Linked DNA regions of Homo sapiens: region 2 is linked to region 1. A link is a loop called in an ENCODE intact Hi-C map of the cell type or tissue named here. Cell type or tissue: Caco-2. All regions are shown on one strand. Links, peaks and the distances in the headings refer to the core of each region. The heading gives the core; the rest is flanking DNA.

Region 1 (2,801 bases), core at 104-2,603:
TTCAGTTACCTGTGGTCAACTGAGGTCCAAAAATACTAAATGGAGCCAGGTGCGGTGGCTCACGCCTGTAATCCCAGCACTTTGGGTGGCTGAGACAGGTGGAAACCTTGAGTCCCAGAGTTGGAGACCAGCCTGGGCAACATGGCAAAACCCCGCCTCTACAAAAAGTAGCTGGGCATGGTGATCTACGCCTGTAGTCCCAGCTACTTGGGAGATTGAGGTGGGAAATTGCTTGAGCCTGGGAGGTGGAAGCTGCAGTGATCATGCCACTGGACTCCAGCCTGGACAATAGAGTGAGACCCTTCTCAAAAAAAAAAAAAAGAAAAATTAAATGGAAAATTCCAGAAATTATTTATAAGTTGTAAGTTGTGTACCATTCTGAGTATTATTACATAATTGTTCTATTTTTAGTTATTGTTAATTTATAAATTATTATTTATATTTATTATTGTGCCTAATTTATAAATTAAACCTGGTCATAGGTAAGCTTGGAGGCTGAAGCAGCTCCACTGTGAATGCTAATCCTCCACGCTGACTTCTGACCAACCCCAGCTTCAGGAATGCCTCTAAAATTTCCGCTCTCATGCACTTTGATGTAAATCCTGCCCTCAGGTCAGAACAACTTTGATGTTATCATAAATACATACTTACCGTAAATCCTGCCCTTCGTCAAATTCCCTGTGGTATGTAAGCCCTGCGTCTGAGCCATAACAGTGTGGGGGCCCAGTTTCTCACTGCCCGAGACAAGGCTTCTGTTTGTATGTCTCTATAAAGTGTGTCTTTCTGAGAAGCTGGATTTGCCAGTCTTTCCTCAGCCTCTCAGCTCCCGTGGCCTGTTGGGGTAGGTTTGCATAGAGCTGCCCACCATGGAACAGTATGTATGTATAGCAAAAAAAAAAAAAAAAAAAAAATGGTATACATAAGGGTCAGTACTGTCTGAGGTTTCAAGCATCCACCAAGGGTCTTAAAATGTATCCCCCATGGACAAGAGGCACTGCTGCACCATAAGAAAATAGAGGCTGTGTTCTGCCAACAGTGGGGATTTGGGACAATTTTGAGCCCAGAGGATGACCTACTTACTCACACCTACAGTCTGCTCTCCTCTGGAGGGCACAGCACGCCTCCCAGGTTCGTGAGGCAAGTCCCTTTCCTGGCTTTTTGGCGTCCTCTTGTGCGGTACTGACACCTACTGCTCTTACTAAGTAGTGCAGCCTCCTCAGGATCCCCGGCATCCCCGCTGTGCCTGGCACGGAATGAGAGTCCCTAATCACAAGTTAAAGCCAGCTGAATCTCAGCCCTTTTTCATGATGCACATTTGGAGAATAAAGTATTTAAGTTACATATCTTAGGACCAGAATCAAGGAATAGCTTGCTCACCTTAAAGGTCAGACTACTGTTTAATTTATTGCTCATTTTTCCTTGGGTTTCGGCTCTATTTTCTAGGTTTTCAAGCCTATGGCTGATGCTGCTGTGAAGATTGTGGAGAAAAATGGCTTTAGTGATAAGATTAAGGTTATCAACAAGCATTCCACCGAGGTGACTGTAGGTCCAGGTGAGATTTACACACCCTGTGTTGAAAGCTTTGCTTGCTCTTGTGTGAGAGAGGAAAAGGGTTATTCCAGTTACCTGGAACAAATCCAGGTCATAGCATAGAAGTGGGACCTCTCTGTGTGGAGCTCTGACAGTAAGGACTTGGTTTCTCTTGATGTTTATTTTCCTGCTAGTTAAAACTAGTCAACAAGGAGTAGACTAGAGCTAGTCAGGTCCAGCAATGGAGACGCAAACAAAACCTACATTTGCTTTAAGCAAATTGGAATTCTTATGGGGCTCAACTCTTGAGTTTCAACTACCAATAATTACGCCTTGGATAAACCTCATTGGCTACGATACTGCCACTGCTCAAAGCTCAACTCTGAGTTTCATCAGGCAGAAAGTACTTAGTTCTTTTATTTATTTATTTTTTTGAGAGAGAGTCTCACTCTGTCGCCCAGGCTGGAGTGCAGTGGCGCTATCTTGCCTCACTGCAAGCTCTGCCTCCTGGGTTCACCCATCCTGGCTAACACGGTGAAACTCTATCTCTACTAAAAATACAAAAAATTAGCCAGGCATGGTGGTGGGCACCTGTAGTCCCAGCTACTGGAGAGGCTGAGGCAGGAGAATGGCGAGAGTAGTTCTGACATTCTGCTTCTGCATACAACATGAACAATTTTCCTGTATAGCATTGTCTCTTAAGGTTTCCAGAATATGTATATGTACACACACACACACACACACACATATTTTTTTTTTGAGACGGAATCTCACTGTGTCACCCAGGCTGCATTGCAGTGGTGCAATCTTGGCTCACTGCATCCTCCACCTCCTGGGTACAAGTGATTCTCCTGCCTCAGCCTCCCAAGTAGCGGTGATTACAGGTGCCTGCCACCACACCTGGCTGCTTTTTGTATTTTTAGCAGAGACGGGGTTTCACCATGTTGGCCAGGCTGGTCTTGAACCCCTGACCTCAGGTGATCCGCCTGCCTCAGCCTCCCAAAGTGCTAGGATTATAAGCGTGAGCCACCATGCCTGGCCTCCAGAATATTTTTTATAGTCTAGAACTTTGTTTCAGTCTTTGAAAATTTCACATGCCACTGACACTTAGAGAACATAGTTGAAAGATTTGCAAAGGAAAAACTGTGGTGAAGTTATGGATAACACCATGGGTTTTTTCTAATTTTTTGTGGAGATAGGGTCTTACTATGTTGCCCAGGCTGGACTCAAACTCTTATGCTAAAGTGATCCTCCCATCTCAGCGACCCAAG
Region 2 (2,801 bases), core at 288-2,787, 250 kb before region 1:
GATTGTAGTTGGCTGGTCTTATCCTCTCCTCCCAGATTGGGAGCTGCTCAAGGGCAGTCCTTGTGTCCCCTGTGGCTACCTTGGCATGGGTCTGGGGAGCAGGCACAGAAGAATCAAACCAGAGCTTGGGATGAGGGGGATGTTTGGCATGGAGAGGAAGAACTTTTCTAAACTCTGAATTTCCTCAGAGGCTCCTGTTTTGCCTAATGGGGAACAAGGGACTGGGGCAGGCTAAACTGTACCATCCCATGGCTCAGAGGGCACTGAAGAACTTCAACAATGGGTGCTTGGGAACAGTCCTGTGGCAGCTGATGATAATGATGGCTTTCCCTAATTCCCAGTCTTGGGTGGCATTCATACAGGAGAGAGTGGTTGTACAGTGACCCACATAGCCCTTGTCCACCCTGGGGTTCCACCTACTGCACTGGTCCTGTGGGCCTCCTGGTTTCACAGGGCTCTCAGAGGGCTGAAGGTGGGTCCAGATGACCTGCAGGAGCTTTGGAACTGCCTGAAGAAGAGCTCATGGGGGTACATACTGGCCCTAGCTGGGGCAAAGGGCTGAAAGAGTATGTACATATCGGTGTATGTGTGTGGTCAGGCCCCTTCACAGGCTGCAGAGTTCCCAGCCGTTGCTGACTTTCTTACACACATGGTGACTCTCTTCCTGCAGTTGGTGCCCATCCCTGTCCCAGCCCTCACCATTCCTTGGTGAGATCAGAAACCCTCCCTACAATGTAATCTGTTCTAAGTGTTCTCCAGGTGCTCAGTGGCTGGGAAGACAGATGCATAGCTGAGCATTTGATGAGTGGTTGAATTTTTCAAGCCATCTACAGCTTCTCTGTGGTCCCTTCCCAGTGGAGGGGCTGACCAGCCCAGGGTCTCCCTCCTGCCTGCTGTCTGGTCTGACTATGGCTGATCCCATGATTTAGGTGAAGTCATGTCTGGAGGGACTTCAGATGAGCTGGCCAAGCCTCTGGGACCTTATACTGTATCAGGATCCTGTTACATGTGGTACAAATAGGTGGGCCAGCAACCTGCCTGAGGCAGAGGGCTCTAGAGCTGATGTGGCATTTGGGCCCCAAGTTCCACACTCAGGCCCTCAAGGTTGGAGATTTGCAGGCAGGACAGGTTATTGGGAAGGATAGTCCACCCGTCTAATGCCAGTTGTTCCCTCTCCTTGACCACATTATCTTCTCCCTCTGACTTCATTCACCCCTGTCCCAGTTGAATCTAGTGATCCATCCAGAATTCTGACCATGTAAATCCCCTGCTCTAAGTCCTTCCACTGCTCCCTACTGCCGTCAGGATAAAGTCCAGACACTTTGCAGTGGCCTGCAGCATTCTGCCCACTCATCCGGCCCCACCTTAGGCTTCTGCCCACTGCAGGTTACTTTATGGTTATCAAGTCTTTGGAAATCTGTTCTCTGCCTGGAATGAAACTTGCTCACTTCTTGTCTGTCACTCCGGTTCCTACTAACCCCTGTCAAGGCCCTGCAGCTAGCAGGCTTATGAACTGTCTCTGAGCTCCTGGCACAACCCTCATCTCTTTGTACAGTAATTATAGATTTGCTGGTCCCCTCTCCCCTACCCCTGAAGGGAGACTTTATCTCTGAATCCCCAGGAACAGCACAGGTACCGGTACAAAACACTGGGCAGAAATGAAGCAATACAAGATGAACGTCTTGGATGCCCTGGACATTCCCTGTCTTCCTGACCCAAGGTCTAGTTTGGCTCCCTCTAGGGCTCCCTGGTAGCTCAAGTGTCAGTCCAGACATTGAGACCTCGGCAAAGAGCTTCCCTTTACCCTCTCTTCCCACTGGCCTTTGTGGGCGGTGTGGAATGTGCTGTAGGCCTTGCGAGAGCGGCATTTCTTTTTTTTTTTTCTCTCTTTTTTTTTAACCTATTGTAGCCTCTGAGAGGGCAGCATTTTTGGGCGCACCTGCACCCAAGCCTCTGACAGTGCCCTGGGTTCCTCCAGCAACGCGCATCTAGGGATGCTATGCCCTGTGGGCCCTATGCCCGGGGCACGGAGCTAGGGGAGGCGGTCACCCTACTTCTCTCACGTCCCTGTCCACCTTGCGCCTCAGCGGAGCCTTAGGTAAACAAGCCAGGCTCCCAGTCCCCAAGGACGGCCTTCACCCCAGACCCCAGGAGGAGGCGTCTTGGGCCATCTCGGGAAGGCTAGCTTGCTCGGGAGGGGCAGATCACGAAAACGGTTCTTTAGGCAGTGTCACTTCCTCTCCACTGCCAGCCACCCAATTTAGGCGGCTCCATCCCTCCCGCTTTCATGGATATGCAGCAGGATGCAGAGAGCACAGAGCTGTGATTGGCACGAGCTCACAACGGGCTTTCCCGCTCAATCTACTCAACTTCCAGCAAGGGACAGGCCCTGCCCATTGGGGTTCGCTGAGGCCTCAAACGCGCATGCTGTCAAGGGAGCAGCTGCGGGGGCCCGCTAGTGGGGACAAAGGCGCAGCCACCGGGGCGAAAGCTCCGCCCCGCAGAGGGTGGGCCTGCGGCGACCGCGAGCTCAGAGTCCGGACTTGTCGCGCAATCTGTCTCCTTCGGTTCCACCCCAACCTAGCTGGACTCTCGGTCCGGTCCCTGCCCTCTGGAGACTCAGCCATTAAAGTTGAGGTGGGGGGATGAGGATGTGGGCGGCGTCCAGGTAACTCTGAGGGGCCCTGATGCCTTCCCTAGAGCCAGCCATCAGGAGTAACACGATGCGCCCCCACATCACCGAACCCAGAACCTCAGTGCTTCAGCACCCCTTCCTCGACATGAGCTCCGCCCAATGAGGA

The links. Peaks named below come from ENCODE experiments on the same cell type or tissue, not always from the same donor. Only the 100,000 strongest peaks of a DNase experiment are listed, where the experiment ranks them.
Region 2: it touches region 1 in a loop (5-fold over the local background); 23 of 110 quality-filtered maps call a loop at or near these places.

The regions. Positions count from the first base shown.
Region 1 is chr16:68,327,623-68,330,423 of GRCh38, forward strand. It overlaps PRMT7 (protein arginine methyltransferase 7), which reads left to right. Exons shown (of 19, transcript NM_019023.5): 6 at 1,444-1,552. It also overlaps the pseudogene RNU4-30P. Among named protein-coding and RNA genes, the nearest start is that of PRMT7, 18 kb to the left of the region's middle. In Caco-2, for the core only: a CTCF peak has its summit at 1,191 (motif pointing left); DNase peaks (open chromatin) are centred at 199, 579, 1,149 and 1,549.
Region 2 is chr16:68,082,258-68,085,058 of GRCh38, forward strand. No RefSeq gene overlaps it. Among named protein-coding and RNA genes, the nearest start is that of NFATC3, 1.7 kb to the right of the region's middle. RefSeq lists an enhancer at 2,590-2,669. In Caco-2, for the core only: a CTCF peak has its summit at 1,757; DNase peaks (open chromatin) are centred at 1,794 and 2,484; H3K4me3 peaks cover 956 bases.